Linked DNA regions of Homo sapiens: region 1 is linked to region 2. Evidence: read pairs that join two places in POLR2A ChIA-PET (ENCODE). Cell type or tissue: MCF 10A. All regions are shown on one strand. Links, peaks and the distances in the headings refer to the core of each region. The heading gives the core; the rest is flanking DNA.

What was found. Peaks named below come from ENCODE experiments on the same cell type or tissue, not always from the same donor. Only the 100,000 strongest peaks of a DNase experiment are listed, where the experiment ranks them.
Region 1: POLR2A ChIA-PET joins it to region 2 with 5 read pairs; 1 of 35 experiments calls an interaction of 5 or more read pairs at or near these places.

Annotation. Positions count from the first base shown.
Region 1 is chr7:156,827,317-156,832,700 of GRCh38, reverse strand. All of the region lies in intron 3 of LMBR1 (limb development membrane protein 1), which reads left to right. Among named protein-coding and RNA genes, the nearest start is that of LMBR1, 63 kb to the left of the region's middle. In MCF 10A, for the core only: a CTCF peak has its summit at 4,914 (motif pointing right); a DNase peak (open chromatin) is centred at 2,830.
Region 2 is chr7:156,900,792-156,906,175 of GRCh38, reverse strand. It overlaps LOC102723795 (a long non-coding RNA gene), which reads right to left. Exons shown (of 4, transcript XR_928253.3): 3 at 2,672-2,871. Among named protein-coding and RNA genes, the nearest start is that of LMBR1, 10 kb to the right of the region's middle. In MCF 10A, for the core only: no CTCF peak of the experiment used is centred there; a DNase peak (open chromatin) is centred at 2,465.

The DNA.
Region 1 (5,384 bases), core at 328-5,327, 74 kb after region 2:
TTCTGTGTGCTTTCACATACTTGTACACACATACAAATAAATGCTTCTACATACAATGGAATAGTATTCAGCTGTAAAAGAAATGAAGTACTGATACATGCTGCATTGTGGATGGACCATAGTAAGTGAGCGAAGCCAGACACAAAAGGCCACATAGTGTGCAATTCCATCTATAAGAAATGTCCAGAATAGATAAAAGCAGATTGATGATTGCAAGGAGCTGAGGGAGAGGAGAATGGGGAGCAGCTGCTTCATGGGTTTGGCATTTTATTTTGGGGCAATGAACATGAAAGAAAGAGGTGATTGTGCAACATTGTGAATGAACTACACACCCCTGAATTGTTCACCTTAAAATGGTAAATTTTATGTAATGTGAATTTCACCTCAATAAAGAAATTAATAACTCCCAGCTAATAAATGACTTGACTCTGCCTGATTTGATTCATAACTGAAAAATGAATATAAATGGATTGTGATTTACTAGATTTGGTAATTTATTTTAAATGACATAGGGAAGCTAGATAAGAAACAAAAATAGCTGTAACTTTATGCTGGAAATTCTTACTCTCACTTTAAAACCTAGGCCCAAAACTTGATGTTTTAAATTTACAGAATTACGGGTTTTAGTTTTATTCTTAGCCCTGTGACATTTGTGAAAATTAAGTGAATCATTTTTTTCCTCTGTATAAATTAGAGCTCCTTTAAAAATTCACTTCACTCACCTCACAAAAGCTACAACGAATAAGAGACTGAATAAAAGGTAGATATTCTCTCCATGTGAAACCCTCTAGGTGTGAAGGGCAAGTGAGATACATACCTTTCTCCTCTCCATTCAGTCTGTGTGCCACCTGTGGTGGTAAATCGACTTCAGTGTACTCGTAGATCCGTAATTTATAAACAGAAAAGAACACATCACTTTGTCTTTTACCCCTAAAAGTACATTGAATGACAATAGGGTGATGTGCTGTTTCCTTATGGTAGATGCCCAGGAGCATCTTACCTGCTTTTGGGGCAGCTGGCACAGCACGTGCGAGGGGTTTGGGTTTTCCGAGTCACGGGTGGTTTCTGTATCCTGGGGATGCATACAGAAATCCTCTTCCTGAAGGTCAGTGGGTTCGTATAAAGTGGTGATACAGTTAAGGGAGGGGCATGGGGAAGAGGGTCACCTGAGGAGGAGTCTGACTAGTCTCCCTCATCTTTCTTCCCTGCCCTTATTGATCTCTTTGTCTTTTGCTGTGGTAGAATGAGTGAGAACTGATGAGTTAGGGTGATCTGGGTTCAAATTCTGGACCCATGATTAACTTGAGTCCAGAAGAGATGGAGAAACAAATATTCACTTTCTGTGTATGTAAAACAGAGTTCTCACCTACTTTGCAGTACTGTTGTGTGGATTAAATAGCATTTGCCAAAAAAAAAAAAAAAAAATCTAGGGTAGGGTGCTTGATACAATTAGGGGTGAAATTAATGTTTCCTCCACCGTAGCGCTTTTGACCTGTTTTGTCTGCTTAGAATTCTTTTCTGTCAGATATCCCACTGAATTAACTCTCACCTTATTTAGTTTTGTTTTGCTTTGTGTTTTTCCCTAAGTCTCAACTTTTCAGTGAGGCCTTCCCTAAGTGCCACACTTAATATTGAAACCTGTGTGTCCTCCTCCCCATTTCCAGTCTTCCTTACCGTGTTTTCCTGTAACACTTATCATCTTTAGTTTATTATACATTTACATATTTAATGTTTTATTGTTTATTGCCTGACTCTCTGCAGTCCAGGATAAGCCCTCCTTGGGCAAGAATGTTCGCTTGTGTTCGTTCACTGTTCTCAAGTGCCTAGCACAGTCCTGGCACGGGAGCAGGCACTCTGCAAATACCTGTATAGTGAGGGAGCCCCACCTGAAAGACCCACTGAGGTAGAATCTCCGAGATGGGCTTTAACAAAAGCTCCATAGGTGATCCTGACAGTGTTACCGCTTAAGAATCACTAGTTTAGAGTGACGTATTAGGAAGCCTAATTCATGCAGCAAATGTTTATTGATTAGCTGAGATGAAGACTTAAGATGGAATGCTGGTATGCCAACATTTCACAGATGAATGTAAAATGTCACTCAATTTGTTACTTTTCTGTTGCACAGAGAATCAGACCTTTTGATGATATTTGGGAGGGTGTGAGCAAAATGCTAAATATGAAACTTTCTTTGTCATCAACACTATATACATCTTACTGAATAATTTTGAATGATTTAAATTCAACTATGATAAAGTCTTGTTTCCATATGTACTTCTTGATTAGATATTATCAACCTGTTAAACTTTAAGATGTAAAGTGGCAGGTTTTGCTTATGATTAGTTTTTTTAATTTAAAAAAATTGAAATACTAACCCATGAAATATATTTTTATAGTAATCTGTATTTTGCAGTGGAGTTTTAAAAAGGTGAGGTCTTTCATTTTATTGATAACTACAAATAAATAAAAAGCATTTATTTTTTGTTTAAAAAAATTGAGTGTCACATTGAGTCTGAGATTGAAAAATGAGGAAGAGGGAGTATTGTAGAAGTTGGGGAAAGAGTTTCAAGAAGGAAGTAGTGCTTATCAATTTGAAATGTCATAGAAGGTCACATTCAGATTGCAATTAAAAAGGATCTGATGGATTTGACCGTAAGGAGCACCTGTTTCACTCTAGGTGAGGAGCAGAAGTCCTACTGTAGTGGGTTAATAAAGAAGTTGAGGATAAAGAAGTAAAGGTGTGATATGTGAGTTCTGCTTCAGAAGCATTTTGAAAGAGCAGAAGCACCTGAGGATATTTATTTTTGGCCGGTCAGCAGCTAGAGGGAGGATGACTAACCGGTGAAGCAAGGCCCCTGGAGACGGCAGAGGTAGAGATCGGCACAGATGAGCAGGAGGTTGACAGATAGGAGAATAATTGTGTCTGTTGATAGCTTTATCAGGTGGTAAGTATGGAGGGATCATACCCCTTTTTTCATTCTGAAACGGGAGAGTCAGTCATTTGCTGGGAATGAGGAGCAGCAGGGCCATGGTAGAAAGCTTAGGAAGAGCCTGATAGTGTTAGTCTGTTATGTGTTGCTATAAAGGAGCACTTGAAACTGGGTAGTTGATAAAGAAAGATTTATTTGGCTCGCAGTTCTGCAGATGTACAAGCATGACACTGCCATCTGCTTGGCTTCTGGTGAGGCCGCAGGAAGCGTTTACTCATGGTGCAAGGTGAAGGGAGATCAGGATTGAAGAGAAGGTGCCAGGTTCCTTTAAACAACCAGCTCTCTTGTGAACTAACAGAATGAGAACTCACTCATTACTGTAGGGTCTGTCTGCTCCTACGATCCAGTACCTCCCATGAGGCCCCACCTCCAACACTGGGGGATCACATTTCAGCATGATATTTGGAGGGGACAGATATCCAAACCATATCACTGTTAGGAATAACACTGAAAATCCTAAGGAAATTGAACGCTCAAACAAAGAATTCTTAGTAAAGCAATTTTACTTCTGCGCAGAGGGGTGTCTCCTTGGCCAGTCGCCATGAGAGCACACCTGAATAAAGGGGCACGAGAGCCTTTATTCCTGACGCAAGTCCTGCCCCTGTATGCTTTCCCCGTTGGCTGGGGTCGGATTGTACAATCTAATCCCAGTTGGCTAAACGTTTGATTTTTTTTAGATAAGGTAGGCACGTAAAAGCGGAGAGGAAAGGGAAAGGGGCGTCTAATGAGCTAGAAAGTTCTCTTTCCAAATAAGGAATGTGAGCTGGTACTGATAACGCCTGGTACTGTGGTGTGCCTGGGCATCTAACAAAGGCAAAAAGGAAAAAGGAGGAAAAGGGAAAATTTGGGTGGGGCACCATGAATTAAAGAGTAAAAGATTGATCAGATTATTCGAAGAGAAACCTCATCATATCCCACATCACTGATGATGGGGGTTAAGAACAGGAGATGAGAGACTCATAAATCAAGGATCCTGGTCCTTGTTTGCTAACTGAAAGTATGTGAAAGCTTTGTGGAGTGTTAAAGTGATTTAAGGTGGTTTTATTGTTTTAATTATCATCACCTTGCAAAGACACTTTACAATATGATCTGTAGATATGGCTTTTTTTTACACTAGTTATATTCAGTGACTAGTTATATTCAGCATCTGAGTGTATGCCCTCATCACCTTATTTTATTTAGACAAAGGTTCTGTCTTCCTGGTTGGATTGAGGACCTAGTCACAAATGTCAGATATTTGGGGAAACACTTGTCTTACTACCACAATTAGAAAAGATGCATTACTCTGAAGATGTAATTTTTAAAAATAATGCTCCATTTCAGAAGGTGAAGTTGAGGAATGCTTCACAGGGCAAATGATGTTTAGGGTCTGTCTTGAAATTCATGTATGAGTTTGCCATGCAACTTAGAGGGTATTCTAGGGAGTGAGTAGACTGTGCAGAGGGGCAAGAAGGAACCCTGAAAATCCATTTCATGTTTGGGCTATGAGGGGGTTAGGTAAGTCTAAGTGTATGTCGAAATGGGTCATAGTGAGAGAAGAGCCTGGAAAATTATCTTGGGATAGCCGTGTGGGACCTGGAATGGTGAGATTTTGGATTTGATCTCAATTTTAGCATAGGAAGGAATGATAGCAATCAGGATAGCTTCCTCCCATGACTGGAGAAGCTTGCTGGAGACCGCTTGCTGGCTGGTCGCTGCCAGAGCTGGCTGCGGACCTGAGACAGCACTTGTCTGAGGGCTTTTCCCAGGAAATGCGGTGTCTATTGAGCAAAATGAATTCACAGAAATTCTGTATCTGATATCAGTTGTATTTTTCTTAAGTATCATATGGTCTGTATTTTAAAATTTATAATTGATTTACTAAACCAAGGAGGTTTCCTGGTTATTTTTGGCTTTTGAAGTAGGAATACACTTCTGTTGGTTGCCACAAGATGGCATTGGCCTCAAAGTTTCTCTGTTAGATGTGTTTTTGGGTATTTAGTATTTTTTTTTCCTGCTTTTAAAAAATATTTTCTTATATTTATTTTTACTTTCTTCCAATATTAACTTTAATAGAACTTTAATATCCATTCTATCTCTAATATTAGTGAAGTTCTTTTTTCCTTTGCCAATTTATCCTTTTAAAATCTTTTAAAAAGTTAGGTGTTTCTTGTAGAAAATAAAAATGTTTCAGAAATGTGTAACTGAGAAGGTGAAAGCACCTTATAATCCCTCTTTCCTATGGGATTGTTACATGTTATGCTGGATTTTTTTGTACCTCTGTATAAATATGCATTTGGTGGGGGGAGAACATGTTTTACATTTATTGTCCATGCTTTTCTTCATTATTTTGTTGACTTATTTTAGATATTCTTCCATATTAGTACCTATTAAAGCTATCTTTTTTATGACAAAGTA
Region 2 (5,384 bases), core at 280-5,279:
CCCAGCTGGCCCCACCTCGCCCAAGGGTGCTGCATTTACCCTCAGTGCACTGGGCTGTTCTAGGGCATGGTTCTGGGCTTGCAATCACAGGGGAGGCCTGGATGAAGCCTGTGTTCTCCTGGGTGAATTTCCTGAGGTCTTTACAAACACTGCCTGTCCCCACCTGGCCCAGTGTCACATGAGACAGAAAATACCACCCACTCCTTTCACCACCAGCTCTGACTCTGTCCCTAGCAGGTAGCTCTTGGAATCCTCTGATAACCCTGGGCTGCTGCCATGCCATGGCCTGGGCACAGTGGAGCCTTATCCAAAAGATCTAGCTGCTTCCACCTCATACCAGGGGCCTGCCCCCAACCCCTAAAACTGTACAAGTATGCAAGGAAATACGTGCAAGGATATATGTGACGGCATTGTTAGAAGAGAGCTGCAAAGCAGAACAAAGCTGTAAATAACCTGAACGCCCGCTCACAGAAGATTGGTTCAGTAAATGCAGCACATACTAGTCAGGGGACTACTAAGCAAGAAGCAAAGGAATGGAATGGACCTGTACGTAATGATATGGTCAGACAGCCAAGATATATTATTAAGTAAAAATGTAAGTGGCAAAACAGATCTCAACTGTGTACTTTTAAAAATGCTTATATATGTGTAGAAAATTCTGGAAGAATGGCTAGAAACCCTTAGTCCTGGTTGCATCTAGAGAATAGAACTGAGACTGAAGGGAGAAAGACTAACTTCTTAAGTGTGCCTTCCTCATTGTTTCCATCATTTCCCCTCTAGAAAGTATATTTAAAAGCTGGTGTAGTGGCCAGGCGCGGTGTCTCACGCCTGCAATCCCAGCACTTTGGGAGGCTGAGGCAGGCAGATTACTTGAGGTCAGGAATTCGAGACCAGCTTGGCCAACATGGTGAAACCCCATCTATAGTAAAAATACAAAAAATTAGCTGGGTGTGGTGGCGCATGCCCATAATCCCAGCTATTTGGGAAGCTCAGGTGGGAGAATCACTTGAACCTGGAGGCAGAGGTTGCAGGCACCCGAGATTGTACCACTACCTTCTAGCCTGAGTGACAGAGTGAGACCCTGTCTCAAAAAAAAAAAAAAAAAAAAGAAAAAGAAAAAAGAAAAAAGTAATAGGTGGGGCGTGGTGGCTCACGCCTGTAATCCCAGCACTTTGGGAGGCCGAGGCGGGCAGATCACCTGAGGTCAGGCGTTCCAGACCAGCCTGGCCAACATGGTAAAACCCCATCTCTACTAAAAATACAAAAAATCAGCTGGGCGTGGTGGCAGGTGCCTGTTATCCCAGCTACTCAAGAGGCTGAGGCAGGAGAATCGCTTGAACCTGGGAGGCGGATGTTGCAGTGAGCTGAGATCCCGCCATTGCACTCCAGCCTGGGCAACAAGAGTGAAACTCCATCTCAAAAAAATAAATAAATAAAATAAAAAAATAAAAATAAAAAGCTAAATAAATAAAAATAAAAATAAGAGCTAGTGTAAAAAAGTGTAAGTTCAGCATCCATTCTCTGTTTTTTTAGAGATAGGGTTTGGCTCTGTCGCCTAGGCTGGAGTGCAGTGACACAATCACAGCTCACTGTGGTATTGAACTGCTGGGCTCAAGTCAACCTCCAGCCTCAGTTTCCTGAATGGCTGGGACTACAGGCATGTGCCACCACATCCAGCTATTTTTTTTTTTTAATTTTTATGTTGTAGAGATGGGGTCTCATTATGTTGCCCAGGCTGGCCTGGAACTCCTAGCCTCAAGCGATCCTCCTGCCTTGGCCTTCCAAAGTGCTGGGATTACAGGCATGAGCTACCATGAGCCACTATGCCTAAGGCTGGGTGTGGTGGCTCATACCTGTAATCTCAGCACTTTGGGAGGCTGACGTGGGTGGATCACCTGAGGTCAGGAGTTCAAGACCAGCCTGACCAACATGGTGAAACCCTGTCTCTACTAAAACTACAAGAAAATTAGTCAGACGTAGGGGCAGGTGTCTGTAATCCCAGCTACTTGGGAGGCTGAGGCAGGAGAATCATTTGAACCCGGGTGGCAGAGGTTGCAGTGAGCCTGGCCTCAGCATCCGCTTTTTTTTTTTCAGACGGAATTTTGCTCTTGTTGCCCAGGCCAGAGCGCAATGGTGTGACCTCAGCTCACTGCAAACTCTGCCTCCCGGGTTCAAGCAATTCAGCATCCATTTTTAAAGCCCTTAATTCCCTTTCCTGGAGCAGCACTATCTAAATGTTGGCTTTGGGCCTCTCATTACCAAGCTCACACAAGGTCTCTGGAGACAGAGCCCCACGAGAACCTGCTCCATCTTCTTGGCTTGCAGACCTAGAATTAGGATGGGGGCTTTTCAGACAATGTAGTGCTCACAACAAAACCTATGTCTGCAGTGACCAAAAGAAAACATCCTCTTCTCTCTCTGACTCACCCCCTCTGGGCTCAGCACGTCTTGTTCTCCTCTTTGATCTCGTGCCATGTTGGCCCAGGTTGTTCCTCCGACTGTTGCTTTGCTTCCTGCCATTCTGTGCGCTCGAGTTACAAAGTTAGCCTACTCCAGAGTGGTATCTGAGCCACACCCAGATTAGACGTTTTCATGTCTGGACTACCAAAGGGGGACACAAACCTTTAAGGGGGGACACAAACCTTTAAATGATGTCCGTACAATCTCTTACCTTGGGGTTCAGTGCCGTCTTGCTTTCGTGAAGTCATTTGATACCTTATTGTGTCATCTGAACACAATTCTATCATCTGCTGTAAATGTTAAAGTAAGCCAACAGCACACAAGGTTGATAAGCTTCTGGTCACACAAGACTTTTTCATCTCTCTTTTCTCTCTTTTTCTCCTGCTAGCAGAGTCTTGATCATCTGTTTCTCTACATTTCAATGAGAGTTAGTTAGGGATGGGTGAAATTTGTACCATTAGTCCCAAGATGAAATCTTGTTAAAATCAGAGACTGGGCTGGGCGCGGTGGCTCATGCCTGTAATCCCAGCACTTTGGGAGGCCGGGGCGGGCGGATCACGAGGTCAAGAGATCGAGACCATCCTGGCTAACATGGTGAAACTCCGTCTCTACTAAAAATACAAAAAATTAGCCTGGCATGGTGGCAGGCACCTGTAGTCCCAGCTACGCAGGAGGCTGAGGCAGGAGAATGGCGTGAACCCGGAGGTGGAGGTTGCCGTGAGCTGAGATCACGCCACTGCACTCCAGCCTAGCGACAGAGCGAGACTCCGTCTCAAAAAAAAAAAAAAATAATCAGAGACTGACACGGAAGGTTGAAGTGGTGATAGATTGAAAAAGGCTGAAAGATTCAGGAGGGTGATATTATTTTTATGTGTGGACTTAAATTCCACATGATACCCTGTAATTCTCCTCAAGCTAATTCCAGTTTTGTGTCTACCAATTTCCTCTGATTAGTTCTTGTAAATCTTGATTCATGGATAGGACAGCCACAGAATTTCTTTGCAAAGTAAAGGTCCTGTCTTCCATTTTAAGTATCCTTTTAGTCTTTCATCCCCTGTGTAAAAGTTACAAGTTTGTCATGAATTCCTTAGAAATGTTGGGCCGGGCACGGTGGCTCACACCTGTTATCCCAGCACTTTGGGAGGCCGAGGCCAGCAGATCATGAGGTCAAGAGATCAAGACCATCCTGGCCAACATGGTGAAACCCCGTCTCTACTAAAAATACAAAAAAAAAAAAAATTAGCTGGGCATGCTGGCAGGTGCCTCTAGTCCAAGCTACTCAGGAGGCTGAGACAGGAGAATCACTTGAACCTAGGAGGCGGAGGTTGCAGTGAGCCGAGATCGTGCCACTGCACTCCAGCCTGGCAACAGAGCGAGACTCCATCTCAAAAAAAAAAAATGTTTAAGTATCGCATACATATATAACCCAATTTGTAAATATTAGCATAATCCATGCTTAGATCTTGGTTTTTAGATGATAACAATAATGGTGATGATGACGTTGATACTATTACTAACAGCCAACTTTTACAGTGTCATTGCACTTTGTAGGTTCTGTCATTTATTTATTTATTTATTGAGACATTCTCGCTTTGTCACCCAGGCTGGAATGCAGTGGTGGAAACCCCTTATAAAACCATCCGATCTTGTGAGACTTATTCACTACCACGAGAACTGTATGGGGGACCCCCCTCATGATTCAATTATCCCCCACTGAGTCCCTCCCACAACACATGAGAATAACGGGAGCTATAATTCAAGATGAGATTAGGGTGGGGACACAGCCAAACCGTATCACACCCCTTTCAGAAACCGACAAACATGTGTATGACTAGAAGAACTTCTGATTGGTGTAAAAGTAATCGATGTTTCTGAACTTAATTGTATTTTCATGAATTTAGAACTGTTTTCCTGAGAAAAATTCCTGTTTTCCCTTTAGTAATCCCCTTGATTCGCCTCTGCAGACACGTGGGATGACCAACCACCAGGTGAGAGTCTTGTCCAGTCTCCTCAATTTCCACCTTTTATCATCTGGTTGTTCAACATTAGCCCACAGTGTGAACATCTTCATTTGAGGCTCTTTCTAAAACGGTTGCTGGCTCCCATGGTGTGCTGTAATTACTTAACAACCAGCTCTTCAAGGAGGGGAAGGGGGCCCTGATTTGTTATCATTGACTGATTTCTGTGCTGTAAATACTCCCACTGTGGCCAGTTCTAGCTACCAGATGTACCGATATTGAGGGTGGAGGAGCACACCATTTTACAGCTGACGAAAGCGGCCTCAAGAGTAAAGTATAATAACACAAGCAGGACATGATGGAGTCGGAGCATTTATTACCTTTTAAAAATATAACTTAAGGCTGGGCACGGTGGCTCATGCCTGTAATCCCAGAACTTTGGGAGGCTGAGGTGGGCGGATCACTTGAGGTCAGGAGTTCAAGACCAGCCTGGCCAATATGGTGAAACCCTGTCTCTACCAGTGCACTTCAGCTTGGGCAATAGAGCAAGACTTTGTCTCAAAAAAAAAAAAAAAAAGAAAAGAAAAGAAAAAAAACAGGCCAGGTGCAGTGGCTCACGCCTGTAATCCCAGCGCTTTCAGGGGCTGAGGCAAGACGACTGCTTGAGTCCAGGAGTTCAAGACCAGCCTGGGCAACATGGCAAAACTCTATCTCTACACGAAATATTTTTTAAAAATTAAAAAAAAGAACAGTGCCTGGCAAATACTAAGTGCTCAGAAATATTTGTTATTTTAACTAAAAGATAAAAGCTTGAAAGGCAGAATGGCCTTAAAAATGGTGGTAAAACAAAAATGTTTGAGAAATGAAAGCTGGCATGACACCAGGCTGGAGTGTAACACATGGAATTTGTATTTCAACCCGTTTCCTTCCAACAAAGTGCAGTTGTGACCCTGTGTGGATGAGTCT